Regions from separate parts of the Homo sapiens genome. Here all the other regions are linked to region 3. The links are chromatin loops, found by intact Hi-C in ENCODE. Cell type or tissue: heart left ventricle. All regions are shown on one strand. Links, peaks and the distances in the headings refer to the core of each region. The heading gives the core; the rest is flanking DNA. Region 1 holds the start of LOC105377724 (a long non-coding RNA gene). Region 2 holds the start of LOC107986476 (a long non-coding RNA gene). Region 3 has its middle 160 kb from the start of SMIM23.

Region 1 (5,782 bases), core at 304-5,303, 110 kb after region 3:
TTTCTTTGAAACCCGCTCCTCAACCAATTAATCTGATTAGGAATATAACACACAGTGGGTGTCTTGTGCCAAAGTTAAATACTCTATTCTTGGGGCTGCTGTTATCTCTTCTGACCCTTCCCCAACTCCATGTACACACACCTCCAAACCTCAGATAGCACCTGAACCAAACGGAACTAATCCACAGGCCTGCTGAGAGCCAATCAGATCCCCTGTCTGTGACAGAACAATTACACAAGTAATTATTACCCCAAGTCCTCATGCCTCCCAGTAGCCATGCCCTTTGTAATGTGACTTTGTAGCTTCTCTCATCAAGAGGTGAAGCCTGTTTCCCCCGCCCTTGAATCTGGATTGGCCTTGTAACTTACTTTAGACAAGAGAATGCAGCAGAAGGAATGGTGTTATAGTTCTCAGAGTAAGGCCCAAGACCTGAGTCCTTCCACCTTCTCACTTGCTTGCATCTCTGCTTCTGTATGAGGACATGAGCAAGCTAGCCTGTTGGAGGATAAGCCACATAGAGCAGCGCCAAGTCAGCCCATTTGTCTGAGGTGAGGTCCAGACATATGAGAGCACCTATCCAAGACTTACAAAGCCACCCAGCTAACCCAAAGCTGACCACAGATACATGAGCAAGTCCCACCAAGCTCAGGTCAACGCAGCTGAACCACTTAGCAACCCTTAGACTAGTGGGCGAAAATCAATGTTTATTGTTGTATGACACTGAAGTGTTAATGATTGTTACACAGCATTAGTGTGGCAACAGATAACCGATACACTGTCCCCACCAAAAGCATCAGAGAGCCCCAGAGCCAGCAGCCTTGGTGGATGGTGCTGAACTTGTAGAGTCATACGGAGATGAGGCAGGAGGTGGTGCCAAAATCTTGGTGGAGGCCAAACTTGTGGAGACACAGAAACCACAGGCCAGGCACAGTAGTTCACATCTGTAATCCCAGCACTGTGGGAGGCTGAGACAGGTGGATCACCTGAGGTCAGGAGTTCGAGAGCAATCTGGCCAACATGGTGAAACCCCATCTCTACTAAAAATACAAAAAAATAGCTGGGCATGGTGGTGGGCGCCCGTAATCCCAGCTACTCGGGAGGCTGAGGCAGGAGAATTGTTTGAACCCAGGAGGCGGAGGTTGCAGTGAGCCAAGGTCACACCATTGTACTCCAGCCTGGGCAACAAGAGTGAAACTCCATCTCAAAAAAAAAAAAAAAAAAAAAAGCAAGAAAGAAAGAAAAAGGAAAAAGATAAAGAAACCACAAAGAGGCAGGGAGGCTGGCCTGCTGCCTCCCAGAGAGAGCAGAGATGGGACCACAAAGGGAGAAATGGGAAGACGAGCTGTCAGCCTGCTTTCTAGTTCCCACAGGTTGAGCTTTACTCTCTGTGCTTTCTTCTGATGAGAATCCCCTTCTTAATCCTCAGTTAGTCACCCTTTTATATGAGTGATTTTAAATGGGTTTCTGTTCTTTAAAGCCATCCTTTATTACTATGGGGTAGATAGAGCTCAATGTTTGCCACCCTATAAAAAAAGAATGAACTTCACATATACATGGGAGCCCAAACACTACCCAGAGCTTGACCACATGGTGAGAAGCATCAGGATATAGTTCTAGGATCTATGCTCACCTCCACCAGCAAAGCCACTGGGGCTTCTAGTAGGCACCATTTTCATTTCACCCCAGCAGGTCTTCTTGAAACTCAGCCACACAGATAATTCAGGTGTCCGATCATCAGACCCATCTCCAGGTCTGCACAGCAAAGGCAGCCACTGAAACCTTCCCCAAGAAGTCTGAGATTCGGTCCTGAAAGCAGATCCATTTCCACAGAATGGCTGTGGGTCCTTCCAAACCTGCGATTCCCAAGTGGTCAGGGTAGTTGGGCAATGAAATATGAACTCAGCTTCCAGTTGCTGAACGCATGCATCCAGTTTGAATGTGGATTTCTGCAATTCGGTTGACAAAAGAGTGTGTGATAGGGTTTCTTTTTCCTGCACTCTCAACTACAGATTTACTCAGATGTCTTTTCACATCATTAAGAAAGTACAAAGCTGGGCGTGGTGGCTCACACTTGTAATGCCAGCACTTTGAGAGGCCAAAGCGGGAGGATTGCTTGAGCCCAGGAGTTCGAGGCCAGCCTGGGCAACATGGTGAAAACCCAACTCTACAAAATAAAAAATAGAAAATTAGCTGGGCGTGGTGGCATGCCTATAGTCCCAGCTACTTGGGAGGCGGAGGCGGGAGGATCACTTGAGCCCAGGAGATCAGGGCCGCAGTGAGCTATGATCACACCACTGCATTCCAGCCTGGATGACAGAGTGAGACCCTGTCTCGAAAAAAGAGAATAAAGAAAAAAATAAAGTATAGTTATGAGGAGTCACTGGAGAGGCGGTTGGGGCATGAAGGCTGGGGGATTGTTCAACAGGTCAGGCCTCTTGGAGGTTCTAAAATCTCAAAATTCTTGGATTTGAGGAATTCCAAAATTTCCCCCAGAAAGCTGCATAAAAGTAAATGGGTTCTTCATACGCAGCTCAAACTTCTCTCAAATATCCCCAAACTGACAATAGAAAGGCACAAATATGAAAGAACTCACCATTTCCATGGATTTCCTCTGCCCTCACATCTTGCAATGAATCTCATCTGTGGAATTCACAGCACAGACCTTTCTGATACTTGAAGGATGAAAGGAGAATCTGGTGGCCTCATTTTCTGACTCAAGGAAAGGGTTAAAACCATTTTTCCTTTTCCCTGCAGGTGCCCCCTCTGGGGCAAATGAACTCAGCTTTTCCATGTTTAGAACAAAGGCCTCAAATTCCTTCCTGGCAGGTGTTCATGTATGTGAGCAAATTAGATTTTGAAAGTCTTTTTTGCCACAAGTCTCAGGCCATCAATGTAGGCTGTATGTTGGAAGTCCCAGGCTAGCCAGCGCCACCTCTCCGAGGCACTGCAAGCTGGAGCAGAAGAAAAAGGCAAGTAAGAAAACATGGAATTCAGAATCAGAAAAGCCTGGCTTCAAATTCCAGCATTGCCACTCTGCAGCTGGGCAACTTTTGACACATCACCCAGCTCCCTGAGCCTCAGTGTCCTCATTTGGAAAACAGGGATAATAACGCTTTCCTCACCGGGGTGTTTGAGGATCTGACAAGATGTCACATGTCAAGTGTCTGGCTCTTACTTAGTATTTAATAAGTGGTTGTGTGTTATGCTGGGTTCTTGATTGCAAGCCATGTGGTAATCAAGTGGAATTTATTGGAAGGCTATCAGGGGCTCATAGAATTGGCAGAGAAGAGTGATGAAGTCTGGAAAATGGCCAGAAACCAAGGGCTTGCCAGAGAGTTAAGCAACAGGGGCCTTAGCAAGGTCACGAGAATGGGTGGCCAGCACGCCACCGCTGCCGCTGGCCTGGAGAGCCTCCAGCCGCTCCTCCCGGCCCCAAATCACTCACTCAAGGGTCCAAGTCCTGGAGGGAACATGTGGCTACCCTAGCCTGGATTATGTGCATACCGTTTGGTTGCAGCTGGAGAAGAGAGGGGGAGAACTGGGTGTTTGTGCTTCTGTGTAAGGGGCAAGTTCATCACCCACTGTGCCGTGATGGCACACAATGGAGGGTGGGTCTCCATAGGGAATGGAAGTGCTGCTGGCCACTGAACAGTCCCAAGCCCACAAATGCTCACCACAAACGTTACTATTTAAATCCAGAAGAGAAGGCAGGTGCTTCTTGATAAAACCAGGGCAGAGTTACATGGTGTGGAGGAAAAGGGTGGGCTTGAGTTTCTGGCAAGCTCCATATGTAAGGGTTAAAATCACCTGAGGTGAGGGACTCTAAGAGGCGCAGTGCTCAAACCTCCACTTGTACTGACTGTGTGACCTTGAGCAAGTGATTTCAGCTCTCTGAGCTTCCGAGCTCTGAAGGCCCAGTTAGATGATACACCTAGAACACGCCTGGAACGAGAGCGGGTACATGGCAAACACTAAGGAAGATCTAGCTACGGTGATTGCAGTGTCTTCTGTTTAGAGAAGAGGACTGGCTTCTCCTGCACCTGAGGCCTGGAGGGTAAAGCAGAGGAGCAGAAGCAATAAACATGGGTAAGTGAGACTGATGTGTCTGGGGAAGTAAACAGCTTTCTCAGAGAGGCTCAGCCCCCTGTTAAGGGAGCTGAGTCCAAGCTCCTCTGGGGCTTCCAGCAATAACACACTGTTATGAGCAACTCCACGAGCCTGGGGCATGAATTTCTCGCCTAACATAAAGATGTCTCTGAACCTAAAATACTCCCCCAAATCACACTCAGTTCTGTCCTCGGAGGTTTTCCAGGGACATTGAGCAACTTACCTATTTTGCAGCTCGGAGCTTCCCCATCCCACCCACTCGTGACTCTGCTGAAATGTCACAGGAATCTCCTGCCCAGCTTCTTGTAACCCGAGAGTTGCCAAGGGCAGCTACCCTACGGAAAGAGATTCTGGTTCAGAGAAAATATTCTAGACAGAGCCGACATACATGTCTCTTTCTTTTTTCTGGAAGATGATTTTCCACAGTGAGCCACAAGATCCTTTTTCTAAATGAGAAAATAACAGCTTGCATGTAGCAATTGAGAGTCATCTACCCCTTATTAACCCGCAGCATTAATTAATTACTTATTCTACATGGCTCACTATCTTACACACCCTTTGAGGGATGATGGGGAAACACCAAACAAACGTAGGATTTGGTTGTCACTCATTTTCTCCAGGGTTCCAGGTTTCCCACCTTCACTGATTCCCAACAACATAACACAGTGTTACCTTATCGCATCCTCATCACATCCTCCTAGAAACCCTTGATTGGCTTTCCATTACCTTCAGGGGCCTCTTAGCACCACGTACAGTCTTCCAGGCCTGGCACCTGCCCACTTCTCCAGTCTTTCTTCTTTCCCCATCCCTCACGTCTTCTACTCTCCAGCCATTCGCTCATTCACTTTCCATTCATTCATTCTTCAAATGCGTACTGGGCAGCCACTCCAAGTCAGATGCTGTGTTAGCTGCTAGAACCACAGTGCACAGTGGGGGGACAAGACAAACAAGAGCCTTTCTCTTAAGAAGCTTACATGCCAGGGAATGTAAATAACAATGAGAGAAAGAAAGAGATGAGAGCATTTCTTTCTTTCTGTGAAAAGTGTTGCTAGGAGAATGCCACAGGGCGATGTGATTGAGAGTGAATGGAAGAGGCCGTGTGCCTTTAATTGGGTGGCCAGGGAAGGAAGGCATGAGTTGAGAACCAGCCACTCCAAATTTCTTGCAGTTCCATGATCGTCCCAGGTTTCGTCTATCCTCTGTGCACGTGCATACGCCACTGCCTCCTCCAAAATGCCCACTCCACCCCAGCCCCACAATCCCTCGTCTACTTGTAATCCTGGCTCAGTTTCATCTCCACAGGGAAGCCATTCCCAGTCTGCCAAGGGCTGACTTGGGCACCCCTTCTCAGTGCTCCCCAGATTCCCTGAGCCTTAGTGCCCACTCCACACCTACTCCATCCCTATGACGCCCAGCATCAAGAGAGCAGGACCCAGAAGTCACCCTTGCTTCACGGCGAGTACCTTGGGAAGGAGAGAAATGCTAAAGCAGGATTGGAGGGCACCCAGTTGGGGTCTGAGCTTGGTGGACATCAACGATTTTTCCAGCAATTTTTGTTTGATTAAATCCCAAAGGACATTTTTTCCTCCAACTCTTTTTCCTTTAGCATTTAAGCCATATGGTTCTGATTCATTTATACTTAACTAATTACATTGGTTTGGTTAGAGCTATTTGA
Region 2 (5,782 bases), core at 572-5,571, 220 kb after region 3:
TTAGCCATATTCACTGAACCCTGGCTGTGTGCAGGACCTCATGTTGCCACTTCACAGTAAAACAGGAAAAGTTAACATTTACTCAACAAGTCTTGCATGCCAGACACAGGCTCTGTGCTTTCTATACATTCTTTTATTTATTCCTCACAAAATTCCTGTGATCTCCTCTTTCCTCCCATCTTGCAGATGAGGACCCTGAGGCTCATGGAAGTTACAGAACTCACCTGGGGCCAGTCAACCACTCAGCAGCAGGGCCGGGTCTGCCCCAGGTCTGTGTAGTGTCAACGTCCTCACTCTTGGCCACTCTGTGATTCTAGGAGAGAAGCCATGCTGTAAAAGATTCCAGGTCATGCCTTGACAGGTTACAGTGACCACATCCAGGAGATCTTTAAGGCCTTAATTGTGCCCTTCAGTTCCTGTCATCATCATTATCATTATCTCCACCACCACCATCATCATCATCTACATGCCTGAAACTGGCGTATTCTTATGCCATGAACTGTAAAATATTTCATTTATTTTCCCTACTTTAACCAGCCTTGTGACCTTGTTCAAGTAACCCCACCTCTCTAAGCCTCAGTGTTCTCATGCATGAAATGGGGCCTGTAAATTCCATTTGCAAAAGGACAGTGAGCTGTTGTTTTCATCCCCAATCCCTCTCCTCCCTGAACTCCCTCCCTGAACTCCCTCTCCTTCCTCCGTGAAGTGCCCTCCGCCCCCAGGGCCTGGATTCCGGCCACCAGCTCTCCTGCCCCGGCTTTTAACGTTGGTCCCTGCAACAGGCCAGAACATCTGCCTGTGAACGCCATGGAACTCTGCCCCTGCGCTGGGGTCCTGCCAGCAAAGAGTTTAAACAAACAGAACTGGGCAGAAACGAGATGGTCCGCCGGTTGTAAAGGGTCGCACCTCATGCGCACACGCTCGGGTTTCATGATAATCCGAGTGATGGTTCTCCTGAGGAGGATTAGGAAGAAAACGTTAGGGGGCTCTGCGGGGAGCAAGAAAAAGTGGTTGTGTACCCAAGACAAACACTGCCAAGAAAGTGGCCTTTGCTGACCAATAAACCAAAGTGTGGGAGGGGGTGGGATTGGGGTACTGGAGGAAAGGAAAATTTGGGGCTCTGTCCAACTCTTCTAGTGCCTAAGTCAGACCTTCACCAGCAGAAGACCGTTCCACTGAATGTGTGGAGAGAGATTACAGCAACCCCAAACCACTGTGGTCAGAGGCTGGCGGGAGCTCCTGCATGTGGGGGAGGAGCAGCAAGCCCATGTGCCCTCCAGAGCCAGGCAGGTAAGCCAGGAGGGGCGCAAGGGACACCGCAGAGCACACACAGTGAGCCACAGCAAATGACACCGGCCTCAGCACTGGGAAGGTATTAGGGAGTGGTGGGGACTGCATCCAGCTGGAGGAACACACCCCACCCAAAGCAGGCACCTGGGACTGAGCTGCAGCTCCAGCCGGTCTCTGCCAGGCAGGAATGTAGGCCCAGTGGTGCCAATCTTCTCTGATTTTTTTTTTTTCAAGAGAAGCAGAAAAGAACAAATTTTGTTTTTTGATGTGCAGGTTCTCAATTTTTAAACATTGGCAATGAGTTCAAATGGGTTTTGAAATACTATGTGGGCCAAGCAAAATATATCTGTTAGCCAGATTTGACTCACAGGCCACTGGTTTGCAATTTTCTGAAGTTTTGGTACCGTAATAAAAGCAATGGGTCCTGCCTGGATTCAAACACCAGTTCTCCCATCTGCTGGCTGGGCAACCTTGGGCAAGTCCTCTAGCCTCTCCAGGCCTCAGTTGCTCCATCTGTAAAATGGGGATAATAGTAGTGTCTACTTGATATGATATTTGAGAAAACTTCATGAAATCATGTCATGGAAATTCCTTGATATCTCTCTCTCTCTCTGGAAATGTTAGCTTTATTACTAATGCACCCTCTGCAGGCTCCCTGGGGGGATGGAAGATAAAAACAGCGGCAACGGGCAAAAACGGAGGTGAGGAAAATGGACCAAGCAGGCAGAACAGAGCCAAACCAGAAAACGCCGGCCAAGCTTTCCCTTACTTGCTGTGTCAGAATGGCCCTTCAGGGATGATTGGCACAAGCTGACATCAAATTGACAAGAAAAGATTGGGCAGTGGCCTGAAGAGTGGCCCTCCAGTATCTGTCCACCTCTTTCCAAAATAGCAACAGGCGACCTTGGGAGACCTTTTGGATTGCAGCAGGAAGAAAGTCAGTTACAGAGGGTGTCCTAGAGGAGGTAAAAGGATGCCTCCGGTCTGTGGCTCAGCCACTGCCCCACTCTGTGACTTCAGCCAAGTCATTTCATCTGCCTCTGAGACTCCACTTACCCATCTGTAAAATAGGTTGACAACAGCTGCCTCTCAGGATGCTGGTGGTGATTAGCGATCACGCAGTATAGGTAGGGTCTGGTACAGAATTCATGTTCGACAAGTGGGAGCTGCCGTTATTGGCTGTCGTTTAGTTATTTTTATGAATGAGGCAATAGAGGTGCTTGTCTGACCAGCATCCGCTGACCTCTCTTCAAGTAACTGCCCCGTTTGCCTCTAAAGAACCATTCCTCTCCTGTTCCCCACCAAATGGTTCCGTTGGTGTTGGCTCCTCCCCAGGCTCCAGGGACAGGCGTGTGAACCCGGCACAGCTAATGAGAATAGCGTAGTATCCCAGGCCAATGGGAATCAGATCCAGGACTTGCATTCAAACCATGAGGGAAGAGAAGCTTTCCCTTTCCACCAGATCTGTTCTAGTGAGGAGTAGGCCGGAGCTGCTGGCAGCTTTCTCACTGCCACATGGGAAGAGCCTGTCTGAGAATGATATCAATAATGAGGAAATCAGAGCAAAGATTTGGAAAAATTCTTGTTTCTTGATAACACTGCTTAAGCACCTGGATCCAGCTGTGCCTAAAGTTAGCACTGTGTCGGACTCTTCAGTTACCACAGCCAAAAAATTCATTTTCTGGCTTAGACCATTTTGGATTGGGTTTTCTGTAACTTGCAACCAAGAAACTCAACAGATATACGAGCCTTAAGGATGAGTTACGAAAACACCCCAGGGGAGAGTTTCATTAGCTGGCACGTCTTATAGGCTCTCAGACCATGCTTTGAGCATGATAGCACTACTTCCTTCTTCCAAGAGTATGATAAAAATCCTTCCAAGAGTATTCCAAAAGCCTTGCACAGACTTTGGGTAATCTTCTCTTAAAGCAGTGGTTCTCAATGGGAGAGGGATTTTGTCCCCTAGAGGACACTTGGCAATGTCTGCCTACATTTTGGGTTGTCACAATGGGGAGGCAGGAGGGATGATACGTGCTACTGACATCTAGTGGGTAGAAGCCAGGGATGCCGCCAAATATCCTACAAGGCACAGGACAGACCCCACAAACAATGATCCCATCCAAATGTCAGTCGTGCTGAGGTTGAGAAACCCAGGAGAAGTGATACATCATCCCGTGTTCTACTCCTACCAGCCCCACCATACTTAAAGACGAAAACCAGGCCACTTAATGGGAGTATGGGAACTTTATATACCTCATGATGTTTTCTTAGGGTATGCAATGCTGTGATTCAAGCCCAGTTGAAAGAAAGACATTGCCCAAAGTTTACACACAGATATGCCTAATCCCCTCTGGGGTCTGCAGCCTCCCTGCTATCACCATAACAATCACAGCCCATAACTACTGGACGAACAGGAAGAGCAGGAAACCTCTCTGAAGATGGACAGTCTAACACATGCCTGCTCTCCCACACCCAGCAATAATGGATCCGACAAATAAGCAAATTATACGAATCCCACATAGCCAATAAAGGGGGAAGACAGCATTTCCTCTCTGTCTAGAGGACCATTTCTCAGTGTACTGCTCCTCAGAACACTAGTCCTGTGAGATACTCAAAGGGGAAAAAATAATGATTTCAAGGTCAAAAAGGTGTGGGAAACACGAAAGCCCCTGTTACCTTTGTGGATGGTAACAACATCCATGAACACATGAAAGGCTCTGATAAGTCCCTCAGCAAATAAACCTGCTTCCTTTTCTTTAACTTGCTATTTCCCAAACTCACTTGATCTCAGAATCCCTTTGCACTATAATACTTAATTAATATTCCACTGAACTATTGTCCCACAGGACACACATTGGGAAACATTGCAAGGGAACTACAAAGAAAATGAAATATAAGATATTAATGAGATGTAATAGCTGATCCAGGGAAACCAGGTGACGGTGGAAAGAGACCAACCGCTTTGGCAGGAGAACTGTGCCTTAAACTTCTCAGTATTGCTCATCCCAACCTCCCTGGGGCACCCACTTATTTATGGCTACTCCAAGAAAAGTATCCTGAGGGCCAACCAAGTGCCAGGCATTGGGCTACCTACTGGGATTTAAAGATAAGTCATGGGCTGGCCGTGGTGGCTCGTGCCTGTAATCCCAGCGTTTTGGGAGGCTGAGGCAGGAGGATGCTTTAGGCCAGGAGTTCAAGATCAGCTTGGGCAACACAGCGAGACCCCTTTCTCTACAAAAAATTAAAATATTAAAATTAAAAATAAAAAGAGATAAGTCAGACTCCAGTAGACACTGCGGTAATGAGTAGGAGTCAGAGACCTGGCTGCAGAGCTGATGATGTTGCTCTGTGAATCCAATGCCTTCCTGCTGAGCCCTCTCACTTCCAGGAGCCATGAAACACGGGCGCATTTGTCCCTTGGATCTCAGTCAGTTATACTGACCTTGTCAAAGCTTAGCAAGGAGCTGGGGTGGATGGGGAGGAGCAGAGCCTCCTGGCGGAGTTTGGGTCCTGATCTGTGAGTGATGGTGTCAGCCACACCTGAGTGCCCTCCTAAGGGAAACCATCCCATCAGGAGGCCCAGGGGGAGGGAAATGGCTTTAGGCTGCGCTTGAACAAGGAATGCCCCCTGATTGGTCAAAAGGGTCCCCTGAACTCAAGAGCAGCGCATCCATTGGCTGCTTGGTGACCTATGAGGACGCTGGAACAAAAAGCCCCACCCAGGAGTTTCAAGTCATGGAGCTGATCAGGCTCTGTCCCTTTGGATTTAAATAGGAAGAGACTGAGTGAATCAGCAAATTGGTGGCGGAGGAGAAGTTGCTCAAGAAACCAAAAGCTGACACTGGAGTGATGCAGCGAAGTTTTTGTGAACTCCGGCTACGGAGGGATCTGAGAGCTAAAAGCCTGCCCAAATTCCTGACCTCGTGGCACAACCAGGGCAGACCCCAGGCAGGTGGCCCACGGCCCTGGCTCTTATTCCGTGAGTCAGCACGGGAAACTTGGGGTTCGGCTGCTCCTCGAAGAGCCAGTGCCAGCTCAGCCTGACTTCGCCCAGGGAAAGGCACCGTTTTGGAACCCCACAGTCACCAAAAGTGGGACCTCAGTAGTAATGACAGTCCTGTCCAAATGCTGCTGGGATGGGTCTGGGCTTCAGCAGGAAGCCCCTTCGCCTCTGAGGGCACCTGTGGAGTCTAGGACCATTTGAACATCCCAGTTCCTTTCTTCCCAGTTCCTTTCATCCCATGTCTGCCATCGTGACACATTCTGGCTGAGATCACACCCAGAGGGTTGACAAGGCTGTCCCAGAAATCATGTGGTGGGCACCGCAGAAGCACAACAATGAACCTTGTTCCTGGAAAAATAAGGCCACGTGCTGTATCCAGAAGTTCTAGACAGGGCTGAATGGGGTTTGGGAGGTGGGGGTCAAGATGAGGAAGGTAATCAAGGTTATGTACTTGCCTGGGTAATGAAATTATGCCACCAAGGCTTACAG
Region 3 (5,782 bases), core at 546-5,545:
TATCTTGTGCCAGGCATCCTCTATTGCAGGAAGGGTGGTGGTGCATATTTTAAGCAGAAAATCAAACAATCTCTCCATTACGATTGCAGTCAGTGTTATGAGGAATGGTGGCCTGGGGGAGATGGGCTAGTGGGAGCTTTGGCCTCTTCCACAATCTCTATCAGATTTGATTTTCCTTGCTATGGAAAATGGACCCTTCTCAATGTCATATAAAATTCTCTGTAAATGCAGCTGCATTTCACCCTCGCCCCTACCCCTCTAACCAGATATTCTTCTAAGCACTTCCAACAAAGATATTTCCAGCAACCTTGTTAAGAAGAGCAAGTGCAAGGGGCTATTTCTCTGGCAAGAAAGTCTAGACTATTATCCAAGGCCTGTTTGGGGTGCATTTTCTTCAAAAAGCCTCTGGTTTTCACCAAGACAAACCCCTCTCTCTTTATCACACACTGAAAATCTCTTTAAAAGACTCAATAAACGGAGTAATAGAATCAAGGGTGAATTGTCTTCTCCCCTCCAGTGTAGGTGGACAGAATAAATTCTCTGCATCCCCAGGAGCTCCAGGCCTGGGATGTGGTCCATGAGAAGTAAGTAAGGTGGGTGCTCTTACATACCTATTGTTTTCAACATCTTTTTCAACTGGGAGAATCTTTTTTTTTTTGAGACAGAGTCTCACTTTGTTGTCAGGCTGGAGTGCAGTGGCACAATCTCGGCTCACTGCACACTCCGCCTCCCAGGTTCAAGTGATTCTTCTGCCTCAACCTCCCAAGTAGCTGGGACTAAGAGGCGCATGCCACCACCCAGCTAATTTGTTGTATTTTAAGTAGAGACAGCGTTTTACCATGTCGGCCAGGATGGTCTCAATCTCTTGACCTTGTGATCTACCCGCCTCGGCCTCCCAAAGTGCTGGGATTACAGGTGTGAGCCACCATGCCCGGCCTCAACTGGGAGAATCTTTTCATGATAACTGAGGTTCACAGAACACTTTCTGGGTGCTTGCTTGAATTCACAGATAAGACAATGAATGGCTCAGAAGGGTTGGAGGCCAGCCCAAGGTCACATAAGCAGGAAGGGGGCTAGATGTGAATCCAACTCCCCTGGACCCTGGGGCAGGACCCATGCTCTTGCATTACAGTGAAGTTCCAACTCTGTGCCTCCTTCCTTCCTCTTTGGAACTAAACCCCTGGGAGTCCCTGGCCTTTTGGATTCTGAAGCTTCTAAGGAAGGGATTTTGCCAGAGGTGCCCTGGCCTGGCACTTGTTGGTACCCTCAATTGCAAACTGAGTCCAGAAGCCTGGCAGCCAGAGTGTCTGTCCAGATAGGCATCTGGGCAGTGCCCACAGATGGCCCCAGTGTGATGGGCAATGCGTTAGGCATACTTTCCTTGCTGACTGATGTCATGAGCTCATTAGAGCAACGGGGTTTATAGTACAAGGCAACTATCCAGACAATAAATTAAGCTGCACAATTTAGCACTTAATTATCCTCTCTCTCATCTACTTCACTCTTGTTCCCGGGTGTCTGTCTGGGCCCTCCAGCTAGATGGTAAGATCTTCCCTCTGCCTCACGCCCCACAGTCAATCCATCATGCAGCCCCGTTGGGGCCATCTCGGGAACATCTCTCAAATACTTTCCCTTTTCCACATCCCCACAGCCTTGACCGCAGCCAGCTCTCACTCTCTCTCCCCACTGGATTATTGCCACCCTGGTCTCTCCCGCTTCAATTCCCCTCTCTGCTCCGCCCAAGTTACACAAGCATGGCTTCCCTTGGTCTGAAATCCAAAGTCCCAAAGGTCTTGGCATCCAAAGCCCTTCATGCCCAGGGTGTCTTGCCTGCCTTACCAGCCTCCTCTTCCCAAACCCCCATGTTGGCTGCCCTCCCGCGCAGAATACTAGCTTGAAGATCTTCCCTTATTAGGATCAAAGCCAGCCTCCAGGCTATTTCAATACACGAACTTCTGTATACTCAGTTTCCTCCACGTGGAATATCCCCCTCCCCACACTGACAGCCCTGCCACTCAATTTGCAAACTCATTCTCATCCCAGCAGCCTGCTCTGGAATCTCCTCCTTCAGGAAGTCTAGGGGTATTTACTTGGCAAGCCCTACAGCTGAATCTCTTCATTTCCCATCCCCTCAAAGCCCACCCCAGAGGACGCGCTTCCACAGGGATGCCCCAGATAATAAGATCAACAGGACTGTCTATCTGTGGAGGGCATGGATGGCTACAAAGCACTCTCCCACCCTTGCACTTTGGAGTCCTTATTGTTAAATCCTCAGAATCAAACCACCAAGGATCCCTTTTACAAATCCTTTTATAGATGAGGAAACTGAGGTTCAGATTACAGAGCCAGGTCCCCCTGCCCAACCCTGCCTACGTCTAAAGAGCAGGGACAGTGTTCTAGGGCTCAGGGAGAACAGGCAAGAGGACCCCATGGGGGCACCATGATGGGGGGACGACCATGGAGGACAGGGATGGGGGACAGTCTGAAGCAGGGCTGTCTTTTAATCCAAAGGAGGCTTGGCTGGTCAAATCACAGCACCTCCACCAGGCGTTCCCTTCTGCTCCTCCATTTTGCAGGTGGGTGAATGGAGGCTCAGAGAGAGGGAGGGAGGAGCAGAGGACAAGGTCACAGAGAAATAGGGACCAAGTTAGAGTCAGGTGTCCTGGCTCCCGGTCCAGCTGACCCAGTGGGCTGCAGGTCAGGGAAATCACGTGGTCGCTCCTTCTCTCTGTCCTCCCTTCCCCGAGGGCTTCCTCCATTTCCTGCGTGCCTCCTGGCAGCCAGGCCTCACCCTTGTTTTTAAAGACACAGAGGGCCCCTGTCTGATTTCCTCATTGTGCCTGGCACATAGTGGGTGCTGGGTAAACACTTTTTTTGAGTGGCTTAATTACTGAGTAAGTGAATGAGCACTGGAATTGTAAGATTCCCAGAAGGACCTAAAGCCCTTTATGGGCACAGGTCACAACCATCCTATGAGATCAGTGTCATCACACCCATCTTACAGATGAGGGCGCTGAGGCTCACGGAGGGAACAGAATTCAACCAAAGCTCTATGGTTAGAAAGCAGTTCTCAGCCATCCTAGGAAATAAAACATTACACATGCTATATATATTTTAAAGCAAGGATGTTTTCCTTCTGGTGTCGAAACAGGAAAAGCTCCCTGAGAAGCCCATTGTAAATATCATCGCTTCTTCTCAGGCCTCTGTCAGCTTATGTTATTTTATTTATCAACATTCAGTAGCGTGTGGATTCAAGAACACGTCCTCGAGTGGAACGCCAAAGAAGATGCCTGCTCTAGGGGCCAGAGCGCGCTCCGAGCAGGAAGCCCGGGGCGGGCCGTCATCCAGGCGCAGGGCTGGGTGGGCGTGGGCAGCCCTTCCCAGCGCCTCTGTCTGGGTGGAGCGGCAGGTTGGAGTTGCAGCGGCGTCTCCCTCATTTCCATAAGGGGGAGCCTGTGCGCAGGAGATCCCGTCCCAGCCCGCGCAGCCTCGCCATCCTGGGACCCGCTCCGTCAGGAGTGGCCATTCGGGTGGCACCAGCAGATGTCTACCCTCGAGGGGAGCCACAAGGTTCTGTGCAAACTCTGCCTTCCTCCGTTTATCCTCGTGTCCCCAAGGAAAATGAAGGGGACCACCCAAGGCCCCGTGTAGAAAGAACGTAGCTTTGGGGACAGACGGGACTGGGGCCCCCCTGGCTCCATCCAGGACTAGCTGCATGACCTTCAGCTGGTTACCTCCCCTAGTCCTCAGTTTATCTGTAAAACGGAGCAATACCAATTTTAGAAAGTAATGCAGAGCAGCGACAGACAGTGTCTGGGGCACAGTAAATTCTTTAAAATAAAAGAAATATTAATTACCCTGGTGATTGTTGTCTGGATTATTCATGCAAGTCCTAATTGCCACCCCAACCTTCACAGAAATTTCTGCTCATCCAGGTCCCTGGCTGAGCCTTCAGGGTGATTTACTCAGGGGCTGTGGCCTCCCTGGGCCCAGATGTAGACAAACCCAGCAGAAAGGCATTTTGAGCTTGTGGTTGCAAATATAAAACCAGGTGCTTCTCTTAACAGAAATGATGACAGAGCAAAAGTACCAAAGACTATTTGAGAGAGAGAGACAGAGAGCGCTCATAGCTGAATTCCTACCCAGATTCAGCAACCAGTTTCTCTTTTTTTTTTTACACATCCCCACCCCTAGTCCACACACGTGTTTTGGGACTGTAATATACCAGGTGCTGTTTTATTCCTGACGTGCTGTGGCCTTTGGTCTGAATCACTCCATCTCCTTTTGTTTGGTTCCTGCCAGAAAGCAAAGCACATATTTCACTGTCCCTTCCCCTGGGAGAACTTCTTTGCTGGCCTCCCTTTGCACACCTTCATGGAGCTGCGTTCGGGATAGAACGATGGCATGGCCACACAATCTGCTGCCCTTCGGCCACTTTCTTACACTTTTCTTTTTTTTCCCCAACATAGAAATAGCATATTCTCCCTGATTACTAAAGTAATACATGTGCATCATAAAACATTGGGCAGTTCAAAAGACGAAAGTCACCCAGAGATAACCACCGCTAACATTGTGTCTTATCCTATCAGACTTTCGTGTGTCTGGTGCACACACAAACCTAGTTACAACAAGGAAATCTTACAGGATATGCTGTCGTGTATTCCGATTTTCTTTGTCTGCCTATGTGGTTTTCTTGATCATTCTAAATGGCTCAGAATCATTTCATTGTACGGCAATGTACAATAAAATGTATATACACCAACATGGTGAAACCCTGGCTCTACTAAAAATGCAATATTTAGCTGGACATGGTGGTGTGCACCTGTAGTCCCAGCTACTTGGGAGGCTGAGGCACAAGAATCACTTGAACCGGAGAGGCAGAGGTTGCAGCGAGCCGAGATTGTGCCACTACACTCTAGCTTGGATGACACAGTGAGACCCCATCTCAAAATAAATAAATAAATAAAATATAATGTATACACAATAAAATGTATATGTAAAGTGACTGACAGCATAGTTCATTTAACCAAAATCTCGTATTTTTGGACATTTAGGTTGTTTCCTTTTTCTTTTCTGTTCTTTTTGTTTTTTAAGCCTTTAGTTTGGAAATAAATATAAATTCATAGGAAGCTGCAAAGATAATACAGACAATTCCTATGTACCCTTCATCTGGTTTTTCCCGATGGTGGCATCTTACATAACTCTAGTACAATGTCAAAGTCAGGATATTGACGTGAGTGCAGTCTGTGTGTATAGTTCTAGGTCATTTTATCCCATGTTGATGATCTGTGTAACCACCACCACAATCAAGACACAGAACTATTCCATCATCATCATGATTTCCCTCGGGATACCCTGGAGGATCACACCCGCTCATCTCTCCTCTTCTTCCTAACCACTGGCAATCGCCAGCCTGTTCTCTAGCTCTATACTCTTGTCATTTTGAGAAATATATTATATATATATATGTGTATATATATATATATAAAACGTTATGTATGTATGTATATTGATTTGATTTTTCGTGTGTGGCATGTGTGTAGGAGGTGAACGAGAGGAGAGTGGGAAGGGCAAAGTTTTCTCTGAATCATCCAAACTTGCCCAGCCTAGTGGCTGTTCAGCACTTGAAGTATGGCTACTTCAAATGGAGATGTGCTGTAAGTATAAAATGCACACTGGATTTGAAATCCTTAAAAAAATTAGAAAGAAAGAAAACTCATTTGTCATGTTTTGTATCGACTATACACTAAATTTATAATATGTGGATATATATTAAGTTAAG

Evidence for each region. Hi-C counts contacts between places; a loop is a spot of excess contacts. Peaks named below come from ENCODE experiments on the same cell type or tissue, not always from the same donor. Only the 100,000 strongest peaks of a DNase experiment are listed, where the experiment ranks them.
Region 1: it touches region 3 in a loop (3-fold over the local background); 17 of 110 quality-filtered maps call a loop at or near these places.
Region 2: it touches region 3 in a loop (3-fold over the local background); 42 of 110 quality-filtered maps call a loop at or near these places.

The regions. Positions count from the first base shown.
Region 1 is chr5:171,734,384-171,740,165 of GRCh38, forward strand. LOC105377724 (a long non-coding RNA gene) reads right to left here and starts at 3,430. Exons shown (of 5, transcript XR_001742983.2): 1 at 2,594-3,430; 2 at 1,631-1,946; 3 at 369-495. It overlaps LOC105377723 (a long non-coding RNA gene), which reads left to right and starts at 4,002. Exons shown (of 2, transcript XR_941215.1): 1 at 4,002-4,086. In heart left ventricle, for the core only: CTCF peaks have their summits at 2,954 and 3,156; a DNase peak (open chromatin) is centred at 3,409; H3K4me3 peaks cover 2,305 bases; H3K27ac peaks cover 2,645 bases.
Region 2 is chr5:171,847,437-171,853,218 of GRCh38, forward strand. It overlaps LOC107986476 (a long non-coding RNA gene), which reads right to left and starts at 682. Exons shown (of 3, transcript XR_007059052.1): 1 at 1-682. In heart left ventricle, for the core only: a CTCF peak has its summit at 3,355 (motif pointing left); a DNase peak (open chromatin) is centred at 2,709; H3K27ac peaks cover 678 bases.
Region 3 is chr5:171,626,808-171,632,589 of GRCh38, forward strand. No RefSeq gene overlaps it. Among named protein-coding and RNA genes, the nearest start is that of SMIM23, 160 kb to the right of the region's middle. In heart left ventricle, for the core only: a CTCF peak has its summit at 3,447; a DNase peak (open chromatin) is centred at 3,414; H3K4me3 peaks cover 564 bases.